Linked DNA regions of Homo sapiens: region 1 is linked to region 2. Evidence: chromatin loops called from intact Hi-C (ENCODE). Cell type or tissue: endothelial cell of umbilical vein. All regions are shown on one strand. Each heading gives the region's core, and the rest is flanking DNA. Links, peaks and the distances in the headings are about the cores only. Region 1 holds the start of LOC105371689 (a long non-coding RNA gene). Region 2 holds the start of SOX13 (SRY-box transcription factor 13).

The links. A loop is a pair of places that touch in the nucleus more often than their neighbours do. Peaks named below come from ENCODE experiments on the same cell type or tissue, not always from the same donor. Only the 100,000 strongest peaks of a DNase experiment are listed, where the experiment ranks them.
Region 1: it touches region 2 in a loop (5-fold over the local background); 7 of 110 quality-filtered maps call a loop at or near these places.

Annotation. Positions count from the first base shown.
Region 1 is chr1:203,991,434-203,999,758 of GRCh38, reverse strand. It overlaps LOC105371689 (a long non-coding RNA gene), which reads right to left and starts at 2,973. Exons shown (of 3, transcript XR_922443.4): 1 at 2,917-2,973. RefSeq lists an enhancer at 2,659-3,222. In endothelial cell of umbilical vein, for the core only: no CTCF peak of the experiment used is centred there; a DNase peak (open chromatin) is centred at 4,368.
Region 2 is chr1:204,068,673-204,076,997 of GRCh38, reverse strand. SOX13 (SRY-box transcription factor 13) reads right to left here and starts at 3,883. Exons shown (of 14, transcript NM_005686.3): 1 at 3,287-3,883. RefSeq lists enhancers at 1,126-1,817, 2,512-3,204, 7,830-8,325. In endothelial cell of umbilical vein, for the core only: no CTCF peak of the experiment used is centred there; DNase peaks (open chromatin) are centred at 2,177, 3,367 and 3,857; H3K4me3 peaks cover 2,998 bases; H3K27ac peaks cover 2,298 bases.

The DNA of each region.
Region 1 (8,325 bases), core at 309-8,308, 77 kb after region 2:
AGAATAATGTTTGACCAAATGTCTGGGCACCTCATGTCCCAGTCAAGTTGACACATAAAATGAACTATCATAGTAATCATTCAAGAGAGGTAATAATAGATTATTTAGACCTTTTCCTCAACAGTCTTTGATTGAGTATATACTAAGTGCAAAGTCCCATTCCCAAGGCTGTTTCATGCAAATTTAATTCTGTTCCATATGATTTTATTCCAACCATGGAACTGACTGTTACCACAGATAGTAAGCTCATGTCCACCGAGGTCTTTCTGTAGTTGCCAGCTGGATGGCCTAGTCTGGCTCATGGTTTCTAAGATTCTAGGTGATGGATGGTGATAATGTTATAAAACAGGTAGTAGTTTGGGGAAGGCAGGGAGGCAGTAGCTGTACTAGACCAGTTGTCTGTGTCTTCAGGAGCATATGGATTACCTGGGGAGCTTGTTAAAATGCAGATGCTGATTCAGGAAGTCTGAGATTCTGCATTTCTATCAAGTTCTCAGGTGATGCTGATGCTGCTGAGCCAGAGACAACATTTTGAGTAGTAAGGTATTAGATGAGCTTTAAGGTCCCTTCTGATTCTCTAAATTCAGTCCAATTCAGCAAGTGTTCATTAAGAACTCATTGTGTACCATGATGCCATGAAGTAGCCAATAGAGGTATGAAAGTGTTTTCTGCCTTCAAAAAGCGAACTTATATTTAGAAAGCTGGACAAATATCCAGCCTGGCCAACATGGTGAAACCCCGTCTCTACTAAAAATACAAAAATTAGCTGGGCATGGTGGCAGGTGCCTGTAATCCCAGCTACTCGGGAGGCTGAGGTGGGATAATCACTTGAAATTGGGAGGCAGAGGTTGCAGCGAGTTGAGATCATGCCATTGCACTCCAGCCTGGGCAACAAGAATGAGACTCCATCTCGAAAAAAAAAAAACAAAAAAACAAACAAACAAAAAAAACACTGGACAAATAGCCACAAGTCCCACAGATTACACAATGACTCAACCTTCTGGGTCAACCTGAGTGTCTAGACTCAGGACAGCATTGTGCTTGAAAATTTTTTTTTTTGAGACGGAGTCTCACTCTGTCGCCAGGCTGGAGTGCAGTGGTGTGATCTTGGCTCACTGCAACTTCTGCCTCCCAGGTTAAAGTGATTCTCCTTCCTCAGCCTCCTGAGTAGCTGGGACTACAGGTGCATGCCACCATGCCCAGCTAATTTTTGTATTTTTATTTATTTATTTATTTATTTTGAGACGGAGTCTGGCTCTGTCATCCAGGCTGGAGTGCAATGGCATGATCTCGGCTTACTGCAACTTCCGCCTCCCAGGTTCAAGCGATTCTCCTGCCTCAGCCTCCCCAGTAGTTGGGACTACAGGTGCATGCCACCACGCCCAGCTAATTTTTGTGTTTTTAGTAGAGAAGGGGTTTCATCATGTTGGCCAGGATGGTTTGGATCTCTTGACCTCGTGATCTGGCCGCCTCAGCCACCCAAAGTGCTGGGATTACAGGCATGAACCACCATGCCCGGCCTAATTTTTGTTATTTTTAGTAGAGATGAGGTTTCACCATGTTGGCCAGGATGGTCTTGATCTCTTGACCTCGTGATCCGCCTGCCTCAGCCTCCCAAAGTGCTGGGATTACAGGTGTGAGCCACAGCACCTGGCCAAAATTTTTATATAAATGCCTTCCCAAGAAATTTGGTCTCTTTTTTTTTGAGGAAGTCAGAGAACTGAAATTTAGTAGTTTAGCCACCTAGCAAAATAACCTGAATAGAATAGTAATATGGAGAAGAAGACCAGCTAGACGAAAAACTGTAAAGTTTATCTAAGCCCACGGGGGCAGCCATAGTGGGCTAAGATACTGAGAAAACTAAGAGTACACCAGCCGTATGCACAAGGGGGCCCTGGGAAAGGACACCTCTGACTCAATGTTCTAGGGTCAGAGTTCCTCTAGGGAGGAACACAGGGGAGATACTTGGTGGGGAATAGCAGCACTGTGGATGAAGATCATGGACACCCCTGTGGGAGTGGCCATCAGGCCTAAGGAAGGGCCAGTGCATACCAGTCTTTTCCCAAGCTAGGACTAGTTTCCCCGATCTCTTAGGTTCATCTGGCAGTGGCGGAGGTGGGGAGGGAAGTTGGGAGCTAGTCAAGGGGCTGGTAAAACTACAAACAAGAATGGGAGAAAGCAGTGGCTATGGGGGTAGAGTGGGGAACACTTGTGGGCACAAAGGAGGAAGGGGTGGAATGACAGGGTGGACCCCTTATGGCCTTGGCTATTATGTATGTGAATAGCCAAGCAACAGGCAAAACCTTTGCTAAGCAGGGCTTTTTATAGTCACTCACTCAGGCTGGTCTTGTGATTTGGGGCAAGGGCAGAATCCACTGCCCTGATGATCCTCCTCGCACACCTCAGTTCTCAGCCCCACTGGCCCAGCCCTAATCTCCACTCTACTAGCTTCCCTCCATGGAGGCCCTGATAAGATTGAGGGCAACTGGAAGCCCAGATAGAGACCCTCCCCACTTGGTCTCTTCCCAACACACACACACACACACACACACACACACACACACACACACACACACCCCTAACCAGGCCAGAGACTTGAGCTCAGACTGCCTGGAGCTGGTGGGGGCTGGAAAAAGGGGAGGGGGGAGGGAAGGAAGAGAAGAATCAAACAGAAACCTTCTCATCTTTCTATCAGCAGCCATGCAAGGAATATTGTTCAGCATGGCACAAAAGCGGCACTGAAAATAGCTGCAGCCAGAGTGGGGCTGCCAACCACTGCCTGAGATAACGTCTACTTGGAGACACTGGTGTCTTTGTGGGGCTGTCAGTGTCCCTATTGTTCCCGAGCCTATTGCCTGGGGAATATTGTTCCCAGCTTTTGTCTCCCCCGGCTCACTTTTGTTTGCCTTTACTTACCATTTCATTCCCGCTCCCTTTGTGCTCTCCCATTCCCTCCTTTGTCTCTCCGTCTCTAAGCCTGCCTGTGGCTGTGGATTGGTGCCCAGGGAGACAATAGGCCCTACCCCCTCCCAACCTACAGCCCCACCCCGAACCACACACACCTCATAGTTCCATCCTGCTTCTCCTTCTCCCAAGTGGCACCCAAGATGTCCCAAAGGCAAGAGAGCCTTGAGGGAGGGTGGGCTTCAAGCAACCCACTCCCCTCCTGGTGACAAGGCAGAAAGGCCATTGGAATATTTGGTTCCCAGAGGAGGTCTGAAATGTCTGATGTGGGTCCCTGACTCTTTCAAGATCTCTCTATTTTTTTTTTTTTTTAACAAATTAGGTTTTTGGTCCAGTCAAAGGAATAAGGACAAGCTCATGCTCCACATCCCCCAAACCCTCTTTCAAGTGCCCAGCATGCACTTCTCTGACCAGGGCACTCCGTTTTCTTCCCCCTCCCTGTCAGCCTCAAGGATCAAAGCAACCTCTGTTTATTTGCACATTCAAATCCAGACTGCCTCCAGTAACTTGACCCAGTCAGGCGCCAGGATGGTGCAAGAAAAGCCCCGCCTGCACCCTCCCCATCCAGCAGCGCTTTTGGCTGAACTGGGTAGAAAGGGGACAGGAGTCTCCTAGGGTCAGAGTAGGGAGTGGAAGAGGAGTAGGCAGTGAGGAAAATTAGACTGCCAATCCCTTCAGAATGGCCTCTGGGTCCTCTCACCTCAATGATGGGGGGAAACTGAGGCATCAAAAGAGATTTAGAGGCTGGCACGGTGGCTCACGCCTGTAATCCCAGCACTTTGGGAGACCAAGACAGGCGGATCACTTGAGGTCCAGAGTTCGAGACCAGCCTGGCCAACATGATGAAACCCCATCTCTACTAAAAATACAAAAATTAGCCCAGCATGGTGGTGGGTGCTTGTAATCTCAGCTACTTAGGAGGCTGAGGTGGGAGAATCGCTTGAACCCGGGAGACGGAGGTTGCAGCAGTGAGCTGAGATGGCGCCACTGCACTCCAGCCTGGGCGACAGAGCAAGACTATGTCTCAGAAAAAAAAAGAAAAGAAAGAGAGAGAGAGAGATTTAGAAAACACAGCAGTCAAACCCGGAGCTTGCTTGCCAACCCAGAGCATAGGCAGGTGTCCAATCCCAGTCCTGTAGAGAGATTCTTCTCAGTTCTAGCTGGGAGAAGAAAGGCACCAGGTAGTGCTTAAGGGGCTGGGTTGACTTGTAGAAAATGCTTTTTCTTATACTTCCCCTGTCTTTCTGCCTCACTACAGATGGGAACAGCGATTGGAGAGTCGAGGAAGCTTTTACTTTGGTGGGAGGCTGGCTGGGAGCAGGGATGTAGTCTGAAGCCAGAGAGGAGGCTCTACTCTCTCATTGTTCTAATTCCAAGGACAATGGGAATATTCTCCAGAGAGTCATTGTTTGAAAAGCTGGAAATTGGGTAGGGGATTTCCGGAAAGTTTGAATGGAAGCCAGGCTTGGCTGTGAGGAGACCAGAGGAGCAAGAAGGGAAAAAGGAAGGGAAGGAGGCCGTCTCTGGCTTCAGAGAAAAGTACTACTGGGCCCTGAGGACAAATCTGCCCTCCTGATTTCATGGCTATCAATCCCAGGCTACCCATTTTTTGTTCTGATTCTTGCTCCACCCGTCTCCTCTATCTGCCTTCTCTAGCCAAGATCAGTTTAGATTCTTAATACTCTTCAAGTAGAAAGAGAAGCAAAAAACTTTGTCCCTGCCTTGGAAGCAAGAATTGAGTCTGATCCACCTTTGCAACTCTAGCCCATAGCGCAGAGCCCAGAGCATATGCAGAGCTTCGTAAATGTGCAAAGAATGGATTCATGAAGACATTGTGGACTCTTGATCTCAGAAAGCCACTTTGACTATCCCTGAACTTCTGGTAGGGTGGGTATGGAACTGAAGGTTTGAGGTGAGAAAAATCTAAAGGTGAGGGATAAGATTCTGGGATAGATGAGGCAAGTGGTGCGGAACGTGGGGTGCAATTAACAGACAGCAATGACACAGCAATGCAGAACAATATTTGGCCTCTAGAACAAAATCCCCTGCCTCAATCCTCTGTACTCTTCCCACTCACCGTATGTAGTCTGAGCTGTCTTTCAAAGATATAGAGGTGATCACTTTTTGGCTCTGTGTAAAACCACTGGTGGCTTCCCGCTGCCTTCAGTTACTTGTAAGGCACTAAAATGGAACTCTTCAAGGACAGGGCAATCTTGATTGTTCCTGTATTCACCACAGGTAACTGGTGCCTGGCCAGCGCTATAGGCACCCAGTAAAGGTGGAATTGAACTAACTGAGAAGAGTGTGAGTCAATGTTGCCAATTCTACAGTGGTTCCTGGATGGCATTTCAAGTTAGCTACCTTCAATGATTTTGATGGTGAGTGTTTTATCCATTTTACAGTTATTGATATGATCTTTGAAAACAGCCAAGGGCCATGAAAATAAAAACATTTACATTTCTTTTTAAAATTGGTACAGCACTTGGGAGGCCAAAGGTGGGAGGATCACTTGAGGCCAGAAGTTCAAGACCAGCCAGGGCAACATAGCAAGACCTTACCTCTACAAAACACTTAAAAATTAGCCAGGCATGGTGGCATGCACCTGTAATCCCAGCTACACAGGAAGCTGAGGTGGAAGGACTGCTTGAGCCCAGGGGTTCCAAGTTGCAGTGAGCCATTATTAATTTTTTTTTTTTTTGAGACAGAGTCTCGCACTGTCACCCTGGCTGGAGTGCAGTGGCACAATCTCGGCTCACTGCAACCTCCGCCTCCCAGGTTCAAGCGATTCTCCTGCCTCAGCCTCTTGAGTAGCTAGGATTAAAGGTGCCCGCCACCACGCCTGGCTAATTTTTTTGTATTTTTAGTAGACATGGGATTTCACTATGTTAGCCAGGCTGTTCTCGAACTCCTGACCTTGTGATCCGCCCGCCTCGGCCTCCCAAAGTGCTGAGATTACAGGCGTGAGCCACCACGCCCAGCCTTGCAGTGAGCCATGATCATGCCACTGCACTCTAGCCTAGGGAACAGAATAAGACTCCAACTCAAAAAAAAAAAAATTGAGTCATATCTCATCTAACTAGAATATGGCTGAGAACAAGGACGTAAGCTAATATAGGCTGCAGACTAATCAAAAGCAATGGCATAAAGAAATATATTCCATTTATGTGAGATAACAAAGTATCTCCCTTACAGCTAGAGATGGCCGAAGAAATATATGTGGAAGAGGTAGAGCATCTGGAAACTTTAAAAGGGGCTAACTCTGGTGGTAGGCATATCTTTTCACCCTTCTCACTTTCCTCTTTGTCCTGTCTGGAATGTAGTTATGATCAGCCAGGCATGGCGGCACGTGTAAGAGGATCACTGCTTGAGCCCAGGAGTTTGAGTCCAGCCTGGGCACGTAGCAAGACCTCATCTCTTAAAAAATAAAAAGAACCAGCAGGGCACATTGGCTCATGCCTGTAATCTCAGCACTTTGGGAGCCCAAGGCAGGTGGATCACAAGGTCAGGAGTTCGAGACCAGCCTGATCAACATGGTGAAACCCAGTCTCTACTAAAAATACAAAACTTAGCCAGGCTTGGTGGCATGCACCTGTAATCCCAGCTACTCAGGAGGCTGAGGCAGAAGAATTGCTTGAACCTGGGAGGCAGAGGTTGCAGTGAGCCGAGATCGCACCACTGCACTCCAGCCTGGGTGACAGAGCGAGACTTCATCCCAAAAAAATAAAAATAAAAATAAATACATAAATAAATAGAACCTGGTCATGATCACTGGATCTCCAGCAGCCATCTTGTGACCACAAAGGGCCACTGAGTTTGAAACTTTTGTGTTAAGGAAGGCCAAACAGAAAAACAGAAAGTGCTTGAGCCCAGATGACTGAGGAGCCCACAATACAAGCTTCAAATTGCATACCTCTGAAGTTTTTTATACAGGGCGAGAAAAGCTTTTATTAGATTAAGTCCTTTAATTTAGGCCTTTGTTATTAGAAGTCAAGTACAATGCCTCACTAATGAAGTACATGAGTTCTATCAATAAAGAAATACATTTCTATATCATCTCTTTGTTTGCTGAACTAGTTGGAAAAAGAAAAGGAATCATAAGAGATATTCCATTGTTTGCTAGAGCACGTGAGTAATCCTGTGGGTTTTGAAAGTGAAGTCACAAGCTGAGTTTGGAGGCAGGAGCTATAGACATAGAGACAGTACATCTGTTCTGTGCAGTGAAGCAGGAGGAATCATTCTGAGTAGCGTAGAGCCCAAGCAACAGGCAAAATATTGCTATAGATGTGTATATGGACATTGGAATCAAGTGGCAGCTTACAGCCAGAAAGAAGAGAAGGGGAAAAACTCTAAAAGAAGACACAAGTGGCCAGTCGTGGTGGCTCATGCCTGTAATACCAGCAATTTGGGAGGCCCGAGGCAGGTGGATTGCTTGAGGTCAGGAGTTCGAGAGCAGCCTGGCCAACATGGCGAAACCCCATCTCTACTAAAAATACAAAAATTAGCCAGGCTTGGTGGTGGGTGCCTGTTATCCCAGCTACTCGGGAGGCTGAGGCAGGAGAATCGCTTGAACCAGGGAGGAGGTTGCAGTGAGCCAAGATTACACCACTGCACTCCAGCCTGGGCAACAGAGCAAGACTGCCTCAAAAAAAAAAAAAAAAAAAAAAAGAAGAAGAAGACACAAGAACTAAAAAAAACACAGACATTCACCAATGTTAATGACACTTAAATCCAAATAGGTATATAAACTTTATCAGGGCCTGAGGGGCATGAGGTTTTTGCAACACTACACAAAAGTGGATGATTCAAAATAATGAGTATATGCCATCAAAGCAAGTCTGCTCCATTTAGTCATGCAGGAACCAAGTTCTGGGTCAAGACAGCAGGTGGAGCAAAGTTGAAACCTCCTCCTTCTCCAAACACATAAAATGAGAGAGGGAATAGGTTTAAAAACTCATAGCCACACTTGAAAACAAGAAAGGGAAATCTTAAAAGCTACTAAAGAGGGAAGACAGATTATTTACCAAGAAACAAGAATCAGATTGGGCTGGGTGAGGTGGTTCAGGCCTGTAATCCCAGCACTTTGAGAGGCTGAGGAGGGAGGATCACTTCAGCCCAGGAGTTCTGGGCAACATGGCGAGAGCCTGTCTCCACAAAAAAAAATTTTTTTTTTTTCCCATGGAGTTTCATTCTTGTTTCCCAGGCTGGAGTGCAATGGCTAGATCTCAGCTCACTGCAACCTCCGCCTTCCACGTTCAAGCAATTCTCCTGCCTCAGCCTCCCAAGTAGCTGGGATTACAAGCACCCACCATCATGCCTGGCTAATTTTTGTACTTTTAGTAGAGACAGGGTTTTGTCATGTTG
Region 2 (8,325 bases), core at 255-8,254:
CTTTCCCATTGCATGTCATAATCTGATAGTCTTGGTTACTTAAAAGTATTTACTGTCTGTCTCCCCACAATAGAAAGAAGCCTCTTTGAAGGCAGGCACGCTGCCTGTCTTGTTCTCCCCTGTTATCCCACTGCGTAGCACAGGCCCTGGCACATAGCAGGTGGTCAACAATTTCTGTTGAAGGAATGAATGGGGTGACTGCAGTGCCAGTTGTCATAATGACTAAAAACTGCCAATTGCAGGATCTCCAACATGAAGAAGCAACCTTCTGGCCATCCTCCCCCATGCCTGGGGTGGAGGTTGGAGGGTCTGAGAAAGGAGGACAGGAGCCTGTTGTCCAAGGCAGTGTGGCTGGGCAGCAGCACCCTGTTCTTCCTCCTGGTTGCTCAGCTCGCCCCTTACCTGTGCTATGCATTTGCAGAGTCCTGAATCAGACAAGGAACTTGTGACAAACCCAAATTCCTAGAAAATCCTCCAACTGCAAGTGGAAAGTTGGAGGTGACACTTTTGCCCCTCACCCCAAATCCCACATCCAGTCTACCCAAGCAGCTGTGCTATTCCAGGTTCCCAAGTGAGCCCAGCAGCAGGAGACACAGACACTACCCAGGGAGCAGGGCTCCTCCTGGGACAGTCCCAGCCCATTCCACCTGACTCTTCCCCTGGGCCCCAGACACCTGACAGGCTCTTTGCTCTGGAAATTCACCCTGCCCCAGAGACACAAATGCACATCCAATCCTGATCCAGCAGCCCAGGCTGAGGACGCTCAAGGGACACCCTTTTGGAGACAATTCCTTCCTGGGACCTGATTTCCATGGAGAGAACACTGCAGTTGAGCCAAGATTGATTTTTAAGAATGAGGAAAGGAGGGAATGAAATGCTTTCACAAAAGTTGTGAAGGGAGGGAGAAAGGAAGGAAACAAGAAAAAGAAAAAAGACTCGAGAAGATGGCACTAGACAAGGAGTAAGAAGGATACGTTTGATCTGAGGGGCTGGAATCAGGCAAGGGTGGGAGAGAGTACAAGATCTCCTCCTCTCCAGAAGTGGGCAATGTTATAATTGATTAGTTGAGCACAATCACCAAGTGCTCTTCTGGGCTCTGTACAAGGTCAGTTAAGTAATAATGGCAATAATAGCTCATATTTACCTAGCACTTATTATGTGCCAGGCACTGTTCTCAGTTTCACTTTATTAAGTCTTTTAATCCTCAAGACAACCCCATGAAGCGTTCATATTAACCCTATTTTATGGCTGAGGAAACTGAGGCACAGAGGTTAAGTTAAATTGCCCAGAGTCACACCGCCAGTGGCATCCGGGATCTAACTCCAGCTCCAGGACTCTTAACCACTAGGCTATATTTGGCCCTTAATGATCCAGAGGTAGGTGGGTCCCTACCCTCCTGGAGATCATGCCTTCCAAACCAGTATCCCCCAAACGATCACGACATGCCAGTTTCAAAGTTGGGTGCATAACTCTGCCCATTTCGCATGCGGGGAAGTCCAAACCCACGCTGCTCATCGATGGGGAACTGGAATCCAAATGTGCTGAATCCCAGCATCTTGTGAAGCGCTTTCTAATGAAGCACAGTGGAAACAGGGGTCAGCCTCAGGCCCTGACTCGCAACTGCGCCGAGGCGCAGATTACGGAGTCAGGGAGCCGGGGAGCCAGGGAGCGGGGGAGAGGGAGAGCGGGAGGTAGCGGGCTGGCGCCGCGTCGGACGAGTCCGAAAGCACAACCGCGGTAGGCAGGGAGACAGCCCCACGCCCAGGGCAGAGAGCAGAGGGCAGAGAGCGGCCTGGCTCGACGGAGAGCGCCGCCCGGCTGGAACCGAGCTTGCCTCCCTGGACTCCAAAACGAGCAGAGTTATGCACCCATCTTTGAAACCGGCATGTCGTGATCCTTTGGGGGATACTGGTTTGGAAGGCATGAACTCCGGGAGGTAGAGACCCACCTACTTGGACTGCTGAGAGCCAAGTACAGCCTAGTGGTCAAGAGCCAGCAGCATCGTCTCTGGCCGTCTTTGGCCAGACCCCTTCACCAGCGCCAGCGCCAGCGCCAGCGCCGAGGCGTCCTGCCCGGAAATTCCCAGAGAGTCAAAGCAAACTTCCCAGGAAAACTCTTCGGCTTCCTCCAAGCCTCTGTCACCGAGGCGGCTGCCAAGAGCGCCAGCGGAGTCTTTGCAGCTGCCGCGGGCCCTCCAGGGCGGGAGCCGCCGCTCCAGCGCTCGGGGTCCTCCCGGAAAGGTCCAGGGCTGAAGTTCAAAATTCACTTCCCGCCCAGGCCCGGCTCACCGCCCCGCCCGGTACTGTCCGGCAACCCCCACGTCTCTTGTCCTCTCCAGCTCCAGTTAAGTCCTGGAGCGCCTCCAGCCTGAAGACCCATGCGGGCAGCTGAGCGAATCCCGCGGGCGATCCCTGCGCGCCTGGGGACGGGAAGCAGCCAGAGCCGGCGCACACACACAACCTTGTGTGTGCGTGTGTGTTTACGTACGGAACGCGCGGGGTGGGAAAACAATGGCGAGCCGCTGGGAACTGAACGACTACCCGCTCCGCATCTCCCTACCCCTAGGCGCGATCAGCGTTTGCAGCGGAATCGGGATGAAAAGGCTCACCTACGATATCCCAGGGCGGGAGGTGGGGGTAGCAAGAAGCAGCCTGCGGTGGGGGTGGGGGTGGGACAGGAGCAGCCGGAGCAGAAAACAAACAGGATGCCGCGCTGGTCTGGTCCGCTGGGGAACGACCCTGAAACCGTGGCAAGGGGAGCGCGTCTGTCCCCCAGCACCCCACGCAACCATGGTGGAGGAGCTCTGCGCCTCGTCGCAGGCACCTGAGCCCCACGCAGGACGCGCGCAGGTCGCTTCGGCTTCCCGCTGAGAAATCCTTAAACTAGGCGCATAGTCGGGCTGATGAGAAAGACCTAGTCCTCTGCGGTCGGCGAGGAGCGGGTTGGGGGTGCACCCTAAGCTCGACCCGCGTGGTGAACGCGCGCGCGCGCGCGCGTACACACACACACACACACACACACAAACACACACACAGCCACGCACTGCCTTAGAGGCTGCCATCCCTCTCCACAAGGACCCAAGTCGGCCAGGGAGGAGCCGCCACTGCCCAGCGTTGTTGGGGGTAGGTGAGGGTCCGTCTCTCCTCGAAAAACTTTGCACAGGGTGGAAACTCGCAGGGAAGAGAGCCGGTGGGTGCCCAGAAACGTAGGGGCGCAAGTGTCAAACTTCAGAGAGCTGGGGAAATGGGCGCGACGGCGCGATCATGGCGGGGAGGGGTGCACTTACTACTCAGCCAGGCGCCGGGCTCGGGGCTCGGGGCTCGCGGCTCCGCGCTCCTGCTCCTCCTCCGTGCGGTCCTCGCGGCTGGCAGCCTAGGCTTCCCGCTCACATGCCCCCGCGACGCGGCGGGCGGGCCGGGTTGGGGAGGCTGGGCTGGGAGGGGGCACGCCCCCCGCCGTCGGCCGGGGAGTCGCTGCGGACCCACGGCCACCCTGGGTCCGCGCCCCACGGGGCCCGCCGTCCCGGGCGGCGAGCTTGGTTCCGGCCGGGCGGCGCCCTCTCCGCCGAGCCAGGCCGCTCTCTGCCCTCTGCCCTCTGCCCTGGGCTTGCGGCCGTCTCCCTGCCTTCCGCGGTCCTGCTCTGCGACTCGTCGGACGCGCAGCCGGCCCGCCCTCCCTGCTCTTCGGCTCTCACGCTCTCCGGCTCCAACCTCAGCGCCTCGGCTCGATTCCGAGTCAGGGCCTACGAGGCTGACCGCTGAGCTCTGGGCTCAGACCTGGGCTCGCCGGTTCTGGGCCCGGGTTCCAGGACCCGTGCTCACACAGTTCAGTTCCAAGCCGGGACTGGAGAAGGGCGCTCGCGGCTCGCTGCTGCGAGGCGACTGGACAGCCTAGAGGAGAAAGAGGGAGGGAGACCGAGAGCGCGCAGGGGGAGGAGGGAGGGAGGGTGGGGACTTGCAGAAGAAGGGAGGGACAGAGAGTTTCCTCCTCCTCCCTGCAGCCGGGTCCATCCAGGCATCAACAGCTGGAAACCTCTGTTGGAAAGGGGAAAGCTAAGGTTTACGGGCGGCGGGGAAGGGTGGGGGTGGAGTGAGGGGGTGTAGAGAAGAGAAGAAAGAAGGATTCTGCCCGCTCCCACTGCCCAGGTATGAGGGTCGCTACAGAGAATCTTCACTCCTTAAAGCAAGACCTAAGAAGTTATTGGTCCAGCTCCAAGCCTCCCAACCCCTCCAAACAGATAGCCTGGACTCGGGTTTTTTAAAAACCCCATTTCTCCGGACTTCCCTTAAGAACCTGATCTCTGCCGGGCGCGGTGGCTCACGCCTGTAATCCCAGCACTTTGGGAGGCCGACGGGGGCGGATCACGAGGTCAGGAGATGGAGACAATCCTGGCTAACACGGTGAAACCCCGTCTCTACTAAAAATACAAAAAATTAGCCGGGCGTGGTGGCGCGCCTGTAACCCCCTACTCGGGAGGCTGAGGCAGGAGAATCGCTTGAACCCGGGAGTGGGAGGTTGCAGTGGGCCGAGATCGCGCCATTGCACTCACTCCTGCCTGGGCGACAGGGCGAGACTCCGTCTCAAAAAAAACAAAACCTGATCTCACCTGTAGCTAGACGGATTCCTGATATCTCCAACCACTCCCTAATCCTGTCATTTGCAGCCTCTCAAATAAATCTTATTTTCTCCTGTCCCATTATATGGGAGGGTGGGGGAGAATGGAGAGTTGGTTTCCTTTCATTCAACGTATTTATCAAATGTCTACATATGACCGGGCGCAGTGGCTCACGCCTGTAATCCCAGCACTTTGGGAGGCCAAGGCAGCAGATCACCTGAGGTTGGGAGTTCGAGACCAGCCTGGCCAACATGGTGAAAACCCCTCTCTACTAAAAATACAAAAATTAGCCGGGTGTGGTGGTGCATGCCTGTAATTCCAACTACTCAAGAGGCTGAGGCAGAAGAATTGCTTGAACCCAGGAGGCAGAGGTTGCAGTGAGTGGAGATCGCACCACTGCACTCTAGCCTGGGTGACAGAGTAAGACTCTGTCTCAAAAAAAAAAAAAAAAAAAAGTCTACCTATGCCTGGCTTACCGGGGTGCTGGGGACACGAAGACAAATGAGACGGTGTCCTGCCCTTTCTGGATTCTGATTTTGTAAAGGAATGGGTGAATATACCATTGCAGTGAAGTGGAGAGGGCTAAGATAGGGCAGGCAAATGGGCACAGGGCCACCAAAGACACTGGGATATGGGGACTGGAACTTCTTGGGGGAGGTGGCATCTGAAATGGGTCTTGGAAGGACCTGTGGGTGTAGGGCAGATTAAAGGAGTGACAATCATGGACCTACTAATAAGTCTATGCCCACAGTGTGGGTGGCCAGCATGTGTTCAAAGGTGATGGTCAGCAAGGCTCTGAAGGCCTTCTAAGGGCTCATCCTTGCCCACTGCTTTGCCTGGCTAACTCCTTTTATTCATCTTTTAGGTCTCAGCCTAGACATCAACTTTCCCTGAAGCCTTTCTTGATGGCCATATCTGGGCCAGGTGCCCCATCTGTGGGCTCTGGAAAAACCCCATTTGTAAATAATATGGTAACCATTCATTTGTCTGTCTCCGCCCTGGACTGTAAGCTCCACAAGGGCAGGGATGTATCTCTCCAGTGTGCCTAGCCAGAGATTGGGAAAGAGCAGGCCCTTCATAAATACTTATTGATCAATACTTGTTGATGGAAGGAAATGGGGAGCCACTGAAGGATTCTAAGCAAGGTCTCAGATGGCATCAATCTAGCTGGAGGTAGGAAGGAGGCCAGTGACCAGACAATGGCAGTGGCCAGGGTAAAAATGATGCAGGCCTGAGCTAAGCTGGGAGTAGGGGGAATGGAAAGGAGAAAACAGGTGGGTGTAAGAGAGTGGGAGAAGCCAACATTAAAGGCTTGATGTTTGGATAACTATGGATGAAGCCATCCTAGAAATCATGAAAGGGTTACCCAAATTGCCGGGCGCGGTGGCTCGCGCCTGTAATCCCAGCACTTTGGGAGTCTGAGGCAGGAGGATCACCTGAGGTCGGGAGTTTGGGACCAGCCTGACCAACATGGAGAAACCCCATCTCTACTAAAAATACAAAATTAGCCGGGCGTGGTGGCTCATGCCTGTAATCCCAGCTAATCAGGAGGCTGAGGCAGGAGAATTGCTTGAACCCCGGGAGGCGGAGGTTGTGGTGAGCTGAGATCATGCCACTGCACTCCAGCCTGGGCAACAAGAGGGAAACTCTGTCTAAAAAAAAAAAAAAAAAAAAGGGTACCCAAGTGCCACCAAGACTTTCCTCCTCCCAGACAACATGCCTGTGTTTTCCATATATCTGGTTGTTTTTCTCTGGCCCCTGATCATCTTCAGGGGGGCAACTTGATTGTGGGTACCTCCCTGCAGCTGTCCTTAGCAACAGCAGATTAAGAGAGGAAGAGCAAAGATCAGCCCTTCCACTCACTGCCACCAAATTAAGATATAAAGTGTCTCCCTACTGGGTCTTAGGCACAATACTGTTTTCCTATATGGTATCTATTTGTACCTTATCCCAGTTCTGTGATGTTGGTGTCATTATCCCCATTTTATCTTATTTTTTAATTTAATTTAATTCCATCTCTTTGCAAGTCCCTGAGTACCTGGAATCCCATTTTAGAGATAAGAAAAATGAAGCTCCAATTAGTGAGACAGGAAGCTATCTGACTGAAGATTCTAGATTTTCTCTACTACTGCACCATTTCCCAGGAACAACTATCAAATTTACATGATGTAACCCAGTCAGCCACTCCTTGAAACACTCACTTCATGAGTCCACACTTTCTTGAGTCCTCCCACCTCACTGGCTGCTCTTTCCCAGCCACCCTTTTTTATGTTCCCTCCTCCATCCTGGTCTCCAGGTGGGCATTCCCTGTGGGCTCTCTCCTACACCCTATTTTCCTCCTACCACATCTCCCTAGGTAAAATTTTGTCCTTTTCCATAGCTTTAAGTACCAACTATGTGGTGATGATTCTCCCAATTATTTAATATCCAAGACTATTATCCAACCACACACTTGATGTTTCTACCCCAGGGCCTCACAGACATTGTAACCGTAATGGGTCCATTGCCTGAGGGCCTGCAAGTCAATACACCAACACCGAGGGTTGCAACAGAAAAAGAATTTTAAATGCAAGGCTGAACAAGGAGAGGAGAGAAAACCTCAAATCTGCTTCTCCGAAGAGTTGGGGGCTAGGGATTTTAAGGGGTTTGGAGTGGGCCGAGGTGTGGGGATCACTGTGGATGTCCCGTGACGCAGAGTCACGGGACAGGGAGATGAAGAAACTGCATTCTCATGCTGATTACGCTCCTCTGTGAGGGTCTTCAAACTGGTGGCATCAGCCATTCTGCTGGAACTCAAGAGCTAAAAACATCTTAAGCAAATCTTAAACAAAAGCCTTATGATTCCAACGTCAGTGATCCTATCTATAGGAACAATGGGGATGCAAATCGATTCTTCAACAAAAGCCTTATGATTCTAACATCAGAAATCCTATCTATAGGAAAAATGGGGATGCAAATGGTCAGTATCTGGTTCTATGGAACTTTTAGCAACAAGGAAGTGCGCCAAAGTGCAACCTAATTAATGCTTTTTCTTTCTTTCTTTCTTTTTTGAGACACGGTCTTGCTGTCACCCAGGCTGGAGTGCAGTGGTGAAGTCACGGCTCACTGCAGCCTCAACCTCCTGGGCTCAAGTGATCCTTCCACCTCAGCCTCCCAAGTAGCTGGGACTACATACACAGGCATGAGCCACCCTGCCTGGCTAATTGTTTTTCATTTTGTGTAGAGACAAGATCTTGCTATGTTGCCCAGGCTAATCTCAAACTCCTGGGCTCAAGTGATCCTCTCGCCTCGGCCTCCCAAAGTGCTGGGATTACAGGTGTGAGCCACCGCACTTGCCTATTAAGGTTAAATTATAACAGTATTTCCGCCCAGAACCTAGCATGTAATACTTGCTAACCCTGTGAGGATGGCTTCCACATCCTAACCCTAACATTGAACCTTTAACCATCATCCCCAACCCAGTACCATCTTCTTTCCCATCCAGTAAATGGTACTACCACCTACCTAATGGCTCAAGTCAAAAACCTAGCCATCATCTGTGATTGTTTCTCGCTCATCTAATCAATTTAGTGAGTCACTGGCCTATCTCCAAAAATATATCCCAATCCATCCATTCCTGTCTTTACCACCCCACCCTAGTCCAGGCCACAATTACCTACCACTCAGCCAGACTACAACGGCCTCACCTGCGGTGACATCATTTCACTGAG